Regions from separate parts of the Homo sapiens genome. Here region 1 is linked to region 2. Evidence: chromatin loops called from intact Hi-C (ENCODE). Cell type or tissue: body of pancreas. All regions are shown on one strand.

Region 1 (8,000 bases), 300 kb before region 2:
GGGAAGAGCTGAGAGTGTAAATTATAAGGGTGTTAGACCAATGGGGATAAAGTATAATATTCAAGCCAAATTAATTGACCTGAGTGTACTCCCCCAGGATTTAGAATATAGCATGTTGGCTGGAGTACTGGGGATGGTCCTAACAGTCTGAAAAAGTTAGCCAATGAAATCCTGGACTCAATGATAGTTTGGAGTTAATGAGGTTGAAATGCCAGAAATTTCCTAACATATTATAGACAAAGAGTTACAAAATTCAAGGAAATAGGACTCGGTCCATTATGTTCAATCTTCTCAGCCATTTACTAACTTGACTCTTTTGGGAGGATTCAAAAAACTCTCCTTTCACTAAGACATAAGGAAATGCACTAGTGAGTCAGGGACTAGCATCCTCAAGGAGCACTGTAGGTCACAGCTGTTGCTGGACAAGGCTGCAGTGAAAATGTGTGCTTTCATTTCAGTGGGAATAATGGGGTCCTGGCATGTCAAAGGCCAAGTAGTAACTTCACTGTTAGGGACAACATGGTGCAACTACCACAGTAAACCACAGAGATGGAATAGTAATCGAACTGCTTTGATCTGCTGTGCCCCCTGGCAAGGGCTAATGGATGATGGGGTCCTGAAAAATCATTAATTCGCTGCTTCCTAAGATGCTGCTTGACATCTAGGCAGAAAAAAATCTAGGTCCGTTAGGCAGAAACCTAACTCGAGTTGCCAAATTGTGCGTTGTACCTAATTCCCAGACCTATGTCAGTTAGGAGACTGAAAGCTCTTCCATCCACTGATGAATATCATGAATCTTCCTTCAAACCAGTGTTTCTCTCAACCTTGGCCCCACTGACATTTTGGGCAGGGTATTTCTTTGTTATGGGGGCTAGCTTGCACATTATGGATCTCAAAATGATGCTGACACTGACAAGAAGGGGACGACTACACTTAGGCGAGACTGTTAAACCCACTTAGGTGTGACTGTTAAAGACTGTGCTGAAGGGAAATCCTCCCAGTGGACAGAACCTTGAGCGATATATCTGGCTGTTTACTTCATGCTTAAGGCACAAAGATCTCTAGTGACTTATGAGCCGTGGCTACTGGATTGGCTGGCTGGCTGGAGACTTGAAAACAACTAATTGAAAAATTGGTGATTAGATGGACTATGCATGGACCTTTTGGAATGGACACAGAGGGTGGGAATATTTTTGTGCCGCGTGTACATCCAGTAGATTGTATCACGATGGTGGAGGTTCTCAAAAATCAAATGATCAAGATGATCTATTTTGTGAATGTCAGTAAGCCTCTTTCTCCAGGTATCCCAGTGCTTGTTCAGTGGCTCCGTGTGCAAACTGTGCCAGCATGGAAGGAAGCTACGTGTGAGCTAATAACATGGTTTTCCCTCACCAAGGCTGCTGTAACTATACCTACTGCTGAATGTCCCGTTGACCAACAGCCAAAGTCAACACTAAGCCGCTGATAAGGCACTATTGTCCGGGGTGACCAGATGGCCACCTAGTAGTAGCTGATTGTGTGAACTTTTCCCAACATGAAAGGAACAGCCTTTTATCTTCTCAGGAATAGCTACATATTCTGGATAAAATTTTGCACTGTGTCCAAGCGCAGTGGTTCACACCTGTAATTCCAGCACTTTGGGAGGCCGAGGAGGGCAGATCACCTGAGGTCAGGAGTTCAAGACCAGCCTGACCAAAATGGCGAAACCCCCCTCTCTACTAAAAATACAAAAATTAGCTGGGCGTGGTGGTGGGCACCTGTAATCCCAGCTACTCGGGAGGCTGAGGCAGGAGAATCACTTGAACCCGGGAGGTGGAGGTTGCAGTGAGCCAAGATCATGCCACTGCACTCTAGCCTGGGTGACAGAGCAAGACTCCGTCTCAAAAAAAAAAAAAATTTTTTTTTTACATTTTATTCCCTGCCTGCAGAGCTTCTACTAATACCACTGTTATGAAGTTACAGAATGCCTTATCTGTTGCCTTAGTATTCCATATAATATCGTCCATGATCATGGGCATATATTATGGTAAAAGAAGTCTCATATTCTCAAAATTCAGTATATACCTAGATCTTACAGAGCAGCTGGCTTGATAGAACAGTGAATTGGCCTGCCTAAGGCTTAATTATAGTGTGAGCAGGGATACCCTGCAAGGTTGGGATGTTGTCCTACAGGAAGGGGAAGATACCTTAAACCAGCAGTCAATATTTGCACATAACAAGAATGCATGGAGGCCAGGCGCGGTGGCTCATGTCTATAATCTCAGCACTTTGTGAGGCCGAGGTGAGCAGATCACTTGAGGTCAGGTGTTCAAGACCAGCCTGGCCAATATGGCGAAACCCTGTCTCTACTAAAAATTACAAAAATTAGCCAGGTGTGGTGGTGTGTGCCTATAGTCCCAGCTACTCAGGAGGCTCAGGAGGGAGAATTGCTTGAACCCAGTAGGTGGAGGTTGCAGTGAGCCAAGATCACGCCACAGCACTCCAGCCTGGGCAACAGAATGAGACCCTGCCTCAAAAAAAAAAAAGAATGCATGGATGCATGGGACTAAACATGGTGGCTCATGCCTGTAATCCCAGCACTCTGGGAAGGTGAGGCAGCGGGGTCTCTTGAAGCCAGGAGTTCAAGGCTACCCTGGGCAACATAGACCCAGACTCTAAAAATAAAATATTAGCAGTGCACAGTAGCATGTTCCTGTAGTCCCAACTACTTAGGAGACTGAAGTGGAAGGACTGCTTGAGCCCCGGTGTTTGAGGCTGCAGTGAGCTATGATCATGCCACTGCACTCCAGACTGGTTGACAGAGTAAGACGATGTTTCTAAAAATTAAAAAAAAAAAAAAAAAAAGGAACACACGAGTGTGAGAACCCAGGTAGAATGTTTCTGCTATCCTCACTGGTCTCCCAGGTGTTTCTCTAGCACGCTAGACATGTTCCTGCCTCCGTTCCCTCTACCTGAAATACTTTCCTCCCAGATGATATCTTCATTCCCTCTCAGTCTTTCTTCAAATATTTGCTCAAATGTCAACCTCTTAACAAGGCCTACCCCAACCACTCTGTTTAAAATTGCAAAACCTTTCTTTGCCTTCCTGATTACTTCTTACTATGCATCTGTCTGTAACCCTTCTCACCGTCTAACATACATTATTTATTTGTTTATTGTTTATTATTTGTCCTCCTCCGTCTAGAAAGTGAGCTTCATAACAGCAGGTATTTCTATTTCATTCACTGTTCTATCCCTAGTGACTAACGCAGTGCTGGAAACATAGTAGGAACTCAGTAAACATTTCTCTTGTTTTTTAATTAATTTTTTATTTCCCTAAGATTTGGGGAACAGGTGGTATTTGGTTACATGAGTAAGTACTTTGGTGGTGATTTGTGAAGTTTTGGTGTACCCATCACCGAAGCAGTACACACTGAACCCAATTTGCAATCTTTTATCCCTCACCCCCTTCCCACCCTTTCCCCTGAGTCCCCAAAGTCCACTGTTAAGCCTTTGCATACTGATAGCTTAGCCCCTACTTATGAGTGAGAACGTACGCACATGCAATGTTCAGTTTTCCATTCCTGAGTTACTTAGAATAATAGTCTCCAATCCCAATAAACATTTCTTGATTGACTTGAATGACTATCATGAAAGTTCTCAGAGAAGAGTAGACAATATCTCTAGTCTATTATCTTTACCTACATCATTGGTTGGTTGGTAAACTTTTTCTGTAAAAGGCCAGATAGTGAATATTTTAGGCTTGTGGGCCATGCAGTCTTTTTCCAATCACTCTATATTGGCATTGTAGCACCAAAGCAGCCATTGACGGTAGGTAAATGAACAGGCGATACATAGAAAGGAAATACGGGAACTGCTGAGGTCCTGGGAATTGGGAACCTAAGCAGGGAGTTGATGTGAAAAGGGAAATATTTTACACAGAGGTGCTTGTACACTTTTCTTCATGACTTCTCACTCCACTATCACGGCTAATACTGCTTTGAAGTTAAATGTTCAGTTTGATTTTTACTTTTGAGTATTGTACATTTAAAATTCCCACAAAGTACATTTACTAACACAACCTCCAGGTGGAGCCCTTTCTTTTTTCTCAGTACACTGTTCCGCAAGTATTCACTGAATAGCTACCATGTGACAAAAACGAAGTGTTAGGATACAGCTTTGAATAAAGCAAAGATCTTATGCTCGAAAAGCTTATATTCCAATGGAGAAGACAGATGATAGCACGTATAAAAAAGGTAATTTCAGACAGTGATATGTTCTACAAGGAAATTACATAGAGCAATAGGAGAGGCTTCCCTGAGGACATGCTATTTCAGCAGAAAAGTGAAGAATAAGTAGGAGGCAGACATGCAAATACCTGAGGGTAGAGTTGTTTTATTTTCTTCTACTGTGGTAAAATATTCATAATATAAAAATGTACCATTCAAATTTTTTTTTTTTTTTTTTTTTTTGAGACCGAGTCTTGCTCTGTCACCCAGGCTGGAGTGCAATGGCGCGATCTCCGCTCACTGCAAGCTCCGCCTCCCAGGTTCACGCCATTCTCCTGTCTCAGCCTCCCCAGCAGCTGGGACTACAGGCGCACAGTGCCACGCCTGGCTATTTTTTTTTTTTTTTGTATTTTTAGTAGAGATGGGGTTTCACCATGTTAGCCAGGATGGTCTCGATCTCCTGACCTCGTGATCCACCCGCCTCGGCCTCCCAAAGTGCTGGGATTACAGGCTCAAATAGTTTTTAAGTGTACTGTTTTATGGCATTAAGTATATTCATTGCTGTGCAACCATCACTACCATCCATCTCTAGAACTTCTTTCATCTTCCAAACTGAAACTTCTTGCCCATTAAACAACTCTTCACTCCACCCTGTCCTCAGTGGCAACCATTCTACTTTCTGTCTCTATGAATTTGACTACCCTCACTACCTAATATAAGTGGAATCATGTAGTATTTGTCCTTATTTCTCTTAGCATAATGTCTTCAAGGTTCATTCATGCTGCAGTCAGAATTTTCATCCCTTTTGAGGCTGCATAATCCTCCATTCTCTGTGTATACCACATTTTGTTTATTCATTCAACAGTTGATGAACATTAGGGTTGCTTCCACTTTTGGCTGTTGTAAATAATGCTGCTGTGTATAAACATCTGTCTGAGCCTCTGCTTTCAGTTCTTTTGGGTATATATCTAGAAGTGGAATTGTGGGATTGTATGGTAATTCTATGGTTAGTTTTTTGAGGAAGCACCATACTGTTCTCCACAGTAGCTACACCATTTTACATTCCACCAACAGTGCACAAGAGTTCCAATCTCTCCACATTCTTGCCAACAATTGTTATTTTCAATTTGTGTGTGTATTTCTTTCTTTTTCTAAAATATCTAAAATGTGTTTATTGGGGTGGCTTCCCATTTATCTTGATTCAAAGTGCTTTTACTGCTGCTTCCTCCTGAAGGAGCATCCTTCTGTCAGCCTTGCTTTGCCTCCTGTAGACTGACAGAGAACGGTAGACCAGTGATATGGTTTGGCTATGTCCCTACCCAAATCTCATCTTGAATTGTAGTTTCCATAATCCCCATGTGTCATGGGAAGGACCTGGTGGGAGGTAATTGAATCATGCGGGTGGTTACCCTCATGCTGTTCTTGTGATGGTAAGTTCTCATGAGATCTGATGGTTTTATAAGGCACTTTCCCACCCCTCTTTGCTCAGCACTTCTCCTTCCTGATACCATGTGAAGAAGGACATGTTTGCTTCCCCTTCTGCCATGATTGTAAGCTTCCTGAGGCTTCTCCAGCCCTGTAGAACTGTGAGTCCATTAAACCTCTTCCGTTTATAAATTACCCAGTCTCTGGCTGGGTACAGTGGCTCAAGCCTGTAATCCAAGCACTTTGGGAGGCCAAGGTGGGCGGATCACTTGAGGTCAGGAGTTCAAGATCAGATTGGCCAACATGGTGAAACTCCATCTCTACTAATAATACAAAAATTAGACAGGTGTGTTAGTGTGGACCTGTAATCCCAGCTACTAGGGAGGCTGAGGTACAAGAATCGCTTGAACCTGGGAGGCAGAGGTTGTAGTGAGCTGAGATCATGCCACTGCACTCCGGCCTAGGCAAGAATGAAACTGTGTCTCAAAATAAATACATAAATAAAATAAAAATAAACTACTCAGTCTCGGGTATTTTTTCATAGCAGCATGAGAACGGACTAATACAGTAAATTGGTACCGCAGAGAGTGGGTTGCTGCTATAAGGATACCCAAAAATGTAGAAACGACTTTGGAACTGGGTAACAGGCAGAGACTGGAACAGTTTGGAGGGCTCAGAAGAAGACAGGAAAATGTGGGAAAGTTTGGAATTTCCTAGAGATTTGGACGGCTTAGAAGACAGGAGGATGTGGGAAAGTTTGGAACTTCCTGGAGACTTTTTAAATGGTTTTGACCAAAATGCTGATGGTGATATGGACAATAAAGTGCAGGCTGAGGTGGTCTCAGATGGAGATGAGGAACTTCTTGGGAACTGGAGTAAAGGTCACTCTTGCTATGCAACAAGACTGGTGGCATTTTGTCCCTGCCCTAGAGATCTGTGGAACTTTGAACTTGAGAGGGATGATTTAGGGTATCTGGTGGAAGAAATTTTTAAGCAGCAAAGCATTCAAGAGGAAGCAGAGCATAAAAGTTTGGAAAACTTGCAGCCTGATGATGCAATAGAAAAGAAAACCCTTATTCTGGGGAGAAATTCAAGCACACTGAAGAAATTTGCATAAGTAACAAGGAGCTGAATGTTAATCACCAAGACAATGGAGAAAATGTCTCTAGGACATGTCGGAGACCTTCACAGCAGCCCAACCCATCACAGTCCCTGAAGACTAGGAGGGAAAAGTGGTTTCCTGGGCTAGGTCCAGGGCCCTCTTGCTATGTGCAACCTTGGGACTTGGTGCCCTGCATCCCAGCCACTCCATCTGTGGCTAAAGGGGCCAACGTATAGCTCAGGCCATTGCCTCAGTGGGTGTAAGCCCCAAAGCCTTGGCAGCTTCCATATGGTGTTGGGCCTGCAGGTGTGCAGAAGTCAAGAATTGAGTCTGGGAACCTCCGCCTACATTTTGGAGGAAATGTATGGAAGTATGGAAATGCCTGGATGTCCAGACAGAAGTCTGCTTCTGGGACAGAGCCTTCATGGAGAACCTCTGCTAGGGCAGTGATATGGTTTGGCTGTGTCCCCACCCAAATCTCATCTTGAATTCCCACATGTTGTGGGAGGGACCTGGTGGGAGGTCACTGAATCGTGGGCCGCTGTTCTCGTGATAGTGAATGAGTCTCATGAGATTTGAGGGTTTAAAAAAAATAGAAGTTTCCCTGCACAAGCTCTCTCTTTGCCTGCCACCATCCACATAAGATGTGACTTGCTACTCCTGGCCTTCTGCCATGATTGAGGCTCCCCCACCCATGTGGAACTGTGAGTTTGCCATTGAACCTCTTGCCTTTGTAAATTGCCCAGTTTCGGGTATGTCTTTATCAGCAGTGTGAAAATGGACTAATACAGGCAGCATGGAAGGGAAATGTGGGGTTGGAGCCCCCACACAGAGTCCCCAGTGGGGCACCGCCTAGTGGAGCTATGAGAAGTAGGCCACCATCCTCCAGACCCCAGAATGGTAGATCCACCAACAGCTTGCCCCATGCACCCGGAAAAGCTGCAGACACTCAACACCAGCCACGAAAGCAGCTGGAAGAGGGGGCTATACCTTGAAAGGCCACAGAGGAAGAGCTGCCCAAGGCCATGGGAACCTACCTCTTCCATCAGGGTGACTTGGATATGAGACATGAAGTCAAAGGAGATCATTTTGGAATGTTAAGGTTTAATGACTGCCCAGTTGGATTTCAGACTTGCATGGGCCTATAGCCCCTTCATTGTGGCCAATTTGTCCCATTTGGAATGGGTGTATTTGCCCAATGCCATTACCCCCATTGTATATAGGAAGCAGCTAATTTGCTTTTGATTTTACAGGCTCATAGGTGG
Region 2 (8,000 bases):
CAGCCTCCCGAGTAGCTGGGACTACAGGCACGTGCCACCACGCCCGGCTAATTTTTTTTATTTTTAGTAGAGATGGGGTTTCACCGTGTTAGCCAGGGTGGTCTTGATCTCCAGACCTCGTGATCCACCCACCTTGGCCTCCCAAAGTGCTGGGATTACAGGGGTGAGCCACCGCGCCAGGCCTGGAATTTCCTACTTGTTAGCCATCTATAAACCCACTTCTATCACCCTTTGTTTCTTTCTCCCTCCCTGTCTCTGAGGAGAGGTGTCTGATTGCATTCCTTTCCGCCTCCAAGACCTCCATCATTTCTCCATGCTTTCCTATATCTTTGTTTTTTTGTTTTGTTTTGGTTTTTTTGTTTTTGTTTTTTTTTTTTTGAGACAGAGCCTCGCTCTATTGCCCAGGCTGGAATGCAGTAGTGCGATGCTGGCTCACCACAACCTCTGCCTCCCCACAACCTCTGCTTCCTGGGTTCAAGCGATTCTCATGCCTCAGCCTCCCAAGTAGCTGGAATTACAGGCATGCACACCACACCCAGCTAATTTTTATATTTTTGGTAGAGACAGTGTTTGGCCATGTTGCCCAAGCTGGTCTCAACTCCTGGCCTCAGGTGATCCACCAACCTTGGCCTCCCAAAGTGCTGGGATTACAGGCGTGAGCCACTATGCCCAGCCAGCTTTCCTGTATCTTCTAATCTTCAATTGCTTCACCACAGGCTCTTCCATATCCACATTTCTGCCATTAAGATAATACATTTTAGAATTTTCCTCTTCATTATATAATCCCCCTTTTCCTTCTTCCTGTTCTTTTTCCTAAAAATCTGCAATTAGGAAATTCCTGCCTTAATCTCTCCATGACACTGTGATCTGCCCTCCAGTCCCCCACTTCTCCCACTCAGACTGCTCCAGTAAATGTCACAGATGACTTTTTTTGTTGTAAAAATCAACAGAAACTTGTTATTTCCATCTTAAATCATTTCTACTGCATTTGAAACTGTTGACTACTTTCTCCTTGAAACGAGACTGTTGCTCTCCTTTTCTTGACTTATTTTCCATTTCCTTTGTATCCTTACACCCCCAACCCCTGGACTCCTGATCAAGTCTCTGGCTTCAGTTATTACTGGGCCCGCGGCTAACGTGTCTCCTCTTTAAGCTGATAGATGAGGTCTACCTGTGATACCTGGAGCTATACCTCTGACCTAAAGGAATTCATATATTCCAGCACGATAGCCATTTTTCTATATAGTCTATGTCACTACCTGCATGCCCCTTGGCTCTGTAATCTGAACATTTGCAAGGAGAAAGTTGTCATTTTTTATTCCAAAAATGTTTTTCCATATTTCACAGCTTGGAGTGATCCCACCAATATCTTCAAGAAGAAGCCTACAGTTATCTTCCATTTCTCCCTCTCTTTTACCACATTCCACATGCAAGTCAAGTTCTAATAATTTTAGTTTTAACATCTCTGTAACCCCACTACTGCCAGTGCACTAAGCTCAAGATCATCATCTACTGGCTGGGTGCAGTGGCTCACACCTGTAATCCCAGCACTTTGGGAGGTCGAGGCAGGTGGGTCACCCGAGGTCAGGAGTTCGAGACCAGCGTGGCCAACATGGTGAAACCCTGTCTACCAAAAATACAATAATTAGCTGGGTACGGTGGCAGGTGCCTGTAATCCCAGCTACTCGGGAGGCTGAGGCAGGAGAATTGCTTGAACTCGAGAGGTGGAGGTTGCAGTGAGCTGAGATTGTGCCATTGCACTCCAGCCTGGGCGAGAGAGCAAGACTCAGTCTCAAAAAAAAAAAAAAAAAAAATCTCTTGTCCCATCACTTTATTAGCCTCTCAACATTCTCCTTGTATCTAGACCAACACTGCCCAACAGAGCTTCCTGTGAAGCTGGAAATCTGTATCTGCACTATCCAATAAGTTGGACTCCTCTGTAGGTAAGGCTTTGTCTTTGAAGAATTTTGAAAAGTAAACACATTCATTGGCAGCAGTGGGAAAAACAGTCTAGAACTGTGCCATCCTATATTGGCTCTTTAATAAAAATTCAATAAATGTAAAAGATTCTCAGTCACATTAGTCACATTTCTAGTACTCAATATCTACATGTGACAAGTGTTTACTGTACTGTAAGTATGAACACTTGCCACAGCAGGGATCTGTAACATACAAACCCTCTGGAATGCTGCACGTGCTTTTTTTTCTTTTTCCTTTTTTATGGGAAAAAGAGCCATAGTGTTTATCAGCTGCACAAATCCAAACAATTTAAAAGTCAGGTAATAAATTCCGATTTCACTGACACTGACTATTATTACAGCTCCCGAATCCCTCTTGATGTGCCCTGTGTACAGTTCCAGCCTCATCTCCCACTGTTTGGGCGATTTTCTTATTGTGCAAACATCACAGAGTATACTTACGCGCTGTGTTTGTAAGTACACTCTGTGATGTTTGCACAATGCTACAAACCTGTACAGCATGTGTACTGTTCTGAACACTGTAGGCAATTGTAACACAATGGTCAATATTTGTATATCTAAAAATAGAAAAGGTACAGTAAAAATATGATATAAAAGATAAAAAATGGTACTTACCATGAATGGAGTTTGCAGGACTGGAAGTGGCTCTAAGTCAGTGAGTAAGTGGTGAATGAATGTGAAGGCTTAGGACATTACACCACTGTAGACTTTATAAACACTGTACTCTTAGGCTACACTAAATTTATTTTAAAAATAAAGCAATTCCTTTACAACATTATGACAGCTATGACGCTACTAGGCAACAGGAATTTTTAGCTCCTAATATAATCTTATGGGACTACCGTTGTATATGTGGTCTGTTGTTACTGGAAACATCATTAAGCAGCCCATGATTCTATTTCAGTTTCTTGAATGGGCCCAGTCTCTTATTCTGTGTTTTCACACATGCTTTTTCTTTTGCCTGGAACCCTCTTCCCATTGCACCACTATCTCTCCCTGTTCCTCACCTCCTCGCTTCAATTCTGCCTCCTCCTCTGTCTTGGTTATTCCTATTCATTTTTCAGGATTCACGTCGGCTGTCATGGCATTCTGCTGGATGCTACCTAGCTCTGCATTTCAGCAGTGCACTTGTCTTTCTGCTTCCTTCTGAGGGATCAATTGCCAGTGGTCCCATGAGTTAACCAAAAGTGCCATCTAGTGGCAAATGCGGAAGACAACACTCGCTTCCAAATGGAGCATTTCACTAAGAGGGACAAAACTTGGAATAGTGGACAGGCTTTCTCCACCACTACACACAGTAGGGAGAATCTACCGTGGCTCTTGGCTCTTCTAGATAGTTTTACATTTTCTACCTAATTTAAAACTCTCCCTTGGTCTGGAAGTAGGTATCATAATTTTCATCTTACAGATGCAGTCTCAAGTTCAGAGGGGCCTCCTTAAAATCCCCTTCTTTGGGCCGGGCACGGTGGCTCACGCCTGTAATCCCAGCACTTTGGGAGGCCGAGGCGGGCGGATCACGAGGTCAGGAGATCTAGACCATCCTGGCTAACACGGTGAAACCCCGTCTCTACTAAAAATACACGCCTGTAATCCCAGCACTTTGCGAGGCCAAGGCGGGCGGATCACAAGGTCAGGAGATTGAGACCATCCTGCCTAACACGGTGAAACTCCATCTTTACTAAAAAATACAAAAAATTGGCCGGGCGTGGTGGCGGGCGCCTGTAGTCCCAGCTACTCAGGAGGCTGAGGAAGGAGAATGGCGTGAACCCAGGAGGCAGAGCTTGCAGTGAGCCGAGATTGCGCCGCTGAACTCCAGCCTGGGCGACAGAGCGAGACTACGTCTCAAAAAAAAAAAAAAAAAAAAAAAAAAAAAAAAAAATCCCCTTCTTTGCAGGATTGGCTGCAAATAAAGAAGGACAGTAGGTCACAATAGGCCAGGTTTTGCTCCCTCAGGATGGGAATTTCTCATTTAGAGCTGGTGGGAAGGATCTCATTAACGTGGTTAAAGATGATTTGTCAGTGATGCAGCTGAGGACACTTAAAAAGAGAATCTTGTTAAGAGTCTCTAAGGAAGCAGTAGGTCCCCTGGCATTGTGAAGTCAGCGGATTATTGAGAAGGAGGAGGAGTGGGGAAGAGTTTCATTAATGTAGGAATAAGGCAGTGTTCCTCATGGTGGGTTTACAGTGTAACAAATGGAAGTGTTGGGGTCAAAGCCATGGCGTGCAGCATGAGGTACGTAATGGGCAGCTTGTGTCCCTGTGAACAGATATGAAGCCAGGATGATTTGCTAGTGAGAAGCTTGGGAAGGAACACTAGAAACCTGTTGAATTCCCAATACAGGGTGTCATATTTCATAGGGTCACTAGAAGTAGCACAATGGGTGGACAAAATTTAGAAGGCGTAAGACCTGCATTCACTTTTGGCCATGCCTCTAACCAGCATCTGACCTCCAGCAAGTGACCTGGAACCACTGAGCCTTAGGCTGGACACTGAGATACTGCTTTTTTAATTTTCCTCTAACAACTTTATTGAGATATAATTCACATAGCATGTAACTCAGCCATATATAGTGTACAACTCAATGGTTTTTAGTATCTTCACAGAATTGTGCAAGCATCACCATAGTCAATTTTTCTGTTTGGGGTTTTTCTTGTTTTTTTTTTTGAGACAGGGTCTTGCTCGGTTGCCCAGGCTGGAGTGCAGTGGCATGATCATGGCTCACCACATCCTTGACCTCCTGGGCTGGATTCTCCCACCTCAGCCTCCTGAGTAGCTGGGACCACAGGCACATACCACCATGCCCAGCTAATTTTTTTTTTTTTTAGATTTTTAGTTTTTTGTAGAGACAGGGTCTCCCTATGTTGCCCAGGCTGGTCTCGAACTCCCGGGCTCAAGTGATCCTCCCAGCTTGGCCTCCCAAATTGCCACCATAGTCCATTTTAGAACATTTTTATCACCCCAAAGAGAAACCTTGTACCCTTTAGCCAAAACTGCACAATCTCCCCCTTCTTCTCCAGCTCTATGCAGCTACTAATCTACTGTCTGTCTGTAGAGATTGACTATTATGGACATTTCAAATAAATGAAATTAGACTATGTGACCTTTCGTAACTGGCTTCTATGACTTAGCATGATGTTTGCAAGGTTCATCCATAGTCTAGCATATATCAGTACTTTATCACTTTATATTGCCAAATATTATTTCATTATATTCATATCACATTTTATCTATCTATTCATCAGTTTATGGACGTTTGGGTTGTTTCTACTTTTTGGCTATCCTAAATGATGCTGCTATGAACATTTGCATACAAGCTGTCGTGAATACTTAAGTTCTCACTTCTCTTGAGTATATACCTGGGAGTAAAATTGCTGCGTCATGTGGCAACTCTACATTTGACCTTTTGTGGTCTTGCTGTTTTCCAAAGAAGCTGCAACATTTTATATTCTCACCAGCAGTGTATGAAGGCTTAAGAGGTCTTTTAAAACTGCTGATCTGTTCATAAAAGTGTCAATAAGAGGCTGGGCATGGTGGCTCACTCCTGTAATTCTAGCACTTTGGGAGGCAGAGGAGGGTGGATCACTTGAGATCAGGAGTTCAGGACCAGCCTGGCCAACATGGTGAAACCTCGTCTCTACTAAAAACACAAAAATTAGCCAGGCATGGTGGTGCACCCCTGTAATCCCAGCTACTGGGGAGGCTGAGACAGGAGAATCACTTGAACCCAGGAGGCGGAGGTTGCAGCGAGCAGAGATCGTGCCACTGCACTCCAGCCTGGGTGAGAGTGAGACTCTGTCTCAAACAACAGCAACAACAAAAAAGTGTCGATAAGATATAGAAGCATTACTTTTATCTAGCCACATATCAAGTGCTCAATTCCTTTTTTCCTCTTGCTGTGCTATTGTTATGTAATCACATCTGTATGTTACAAACTCAATACTTAGTTATAATTATTTTATATAATCTGATGTATCTTAAACTGAGAAAAGGACAGCAAGTATATATTTATAGCATTCATTACATTATTTATCTCTTATGGTTCTCTTCATGTATTTTTATGAATTCAAGTTACTATCTGGTATCATTTTCATACTGCAAATACAGCTTTGCTTACCTCCATTTCCTTTGTGATGTTAATGCTAAATATGTTATATATGTTACAGGCTCCCAAATACAATGCATCTTGCATAAACATGGTTTTTTTATATAATTGCCCTATAAATAAGAATGACAAAACACGCATTTATACTGTCTTTTATAATTACATAATTACCTTTACTATGCTGATGGCCTATGCCTCCGAGGAGGTACCATAACCCTCAACTAGGAGCTGGGGGAAGAGCGAGCCCCGTGTTCTTGATTACACTCTCCTGGAGTGGCCATCGCCAAACAGAGGGAGCAGAAAACAAGTGGTTGGTGGGTCAGATGACAAAAACTTGCTGTTCTTATTAAGTTTCAGTAGGTTTCCTTGAATGTTTCTTCATTTAATGAGCTGTATGCCTTTAGGACAATTTCCAGACCATTTAAATGGTTGTTTTGTTTATAATTTTCACTAGTTAGGCTTGTTTCCCTGGTGAATGGGTCCACAAAGTTCCTCACGTGGTCTCTAGAAGTATCACTTAGTTCTTTACAAAGTACCCTCGCAGGTAAAATTTTATTTCATCCTCACCATTTTATGAAACAAGGGTAAGGACTTTTTAGCCCTAAAAATGAGGCCCAGAATGCTAAGTAACTGGCTGAAGTTATAAGGCTTCTCAGAGCCATGTGTTCACTCAGGAGGCACTTAGTGCCTGCTCTGTGCTAAACATTAGATTTAAAATGTTCAGCATTTACTGTATAGACAGGAGACAAAAACCAGACAATTGCAGCACAAGGTTAAGTGCTAGAATAAAGCATACGGTGCCTTAAGCAATAAGAAGGGTACTGGCTGGGTGCGGTGGCTCACTCCTGTAATCCCAGCACTTTGGGAGGCCGAGGCGGGTGGATCGCTTGAGCCCAGGAGTTGAGACCAGCCTGGACAACATGGTGAAACCCCATCTCTACAAAAAAATACAAAAAAAAAATTAGCCAGGCATGGTGGCACATGACTGTAGTCCCAGCTACTTGGGAGGCTGAGGTGGGAGAATCACTTGAACTCAGGAGGTGGAGGCTGCCGTGAGCCATGATCGTACCATGCCACTGCACTCCAGCCTGGGCAACAGAGTAAGACCCTGTCTCAAAAAAAAAAAAAGGAGGGGATTGGGTGGTCACCTAGTCCAATCTTGAATAAGAATTAGAAACTAAGCATTTTGATTTCTCTGTTTTTCTTGTAAATAGAAAGGACCAAATAGCCCAAAATAAAGTGGCACATGGCTTGGTAGTTAAGACTGAAGCCAGATGGCTAGATGGTTTACATTTCCATCCAATTATTAGCTATGTTACCTTGGGTAAGTCACTTAATCTCTCTGTGCTTGTTTCCTTATCTGTAAAATGGTGCCAATATTACCTACTCTTTAGGGTTATACGATTGAAGACACAGCACTGTGTTTATAATTGTACCTGGTATATGTTTATACTGTAACAACTGATTGCTAAATAAATTCTATTAGTGAGGGGATGGTGTTAAATACTAAACCCCCCCAGGGCATTCTTGTCAGTGTTTCCTGAAATAGTAAAACACTCAACTTCCAAATGCTGAAATTGAAATTGACTTCTTGAGATATAGTATGTACTTGTTTTTCAGAATTGTTTCCTTTTCCCTGACTTGGTTAAGTGTGAGATTTAGGGTTAATTGAAAAGAACAACTCTTCAGGAAATACCTGGGAACCTGTAGTCTTTCAGGTTATCTGTATGTTGCCATAGGGTAATTTTAACATGTTGTTTGTACTACAGTATACCTTGAATTCAAAAGAAAACACATCTAACATGTTTTAATTTTTTGATGCAGAAGAATCACTGTTTAAGGTTTCTGTTAACATAAGATTCCAATAAAAATAAAGTTTGTATTCAGTTCTTAGGTTTCTTTGGGTTAACTACTGAAA

What was found. A loop is a pair of places that touch in the nucleus more often than their neighbours do. Peaks named below come from ENCODE experiments on the same cell type or tissue, not always from the same donor. Only the 100,000 strongest peaks of a DNase experiment are listed, where the experiment ranks them.
Region 1: it touches region 2 in a loop (5-fold over the local background); 107 of 110 quality-filtered maps call a loop at or near these places.

What each region holds. Positions count from the first base shown.
Region 1 is chr4:88,215,149-88,223,148 of GRCh38, forward strand. It overlaps a transcript of ABCG2 not described here. Among named protein-coding and RNA genes, the nearest start is that of ABCG2, 61 kb to the left of the region's middle. In body of pancreas, CTCF peaks have their summits at 1,487 and 4,064 (motif pointing right); a DNase peak (open chromatin) is centred at 1,453; H3K27ac peaks cover 263 bases.
Region 2 is chr4:88,512,661-88,520,660 of GRCh38, forward strand. No RefSeq gene overlaps it. Among named protein-coding and RNA genes, the nearest start is that of PIGY, 7.1 kb to the right of the region's middle. In body of pancreas, a CTCF peak has its summit at 3,176 (motif pointing left); a DNase peak (open chromatin) is centred at 3,161; H3K27ac peaks cover 974 bases.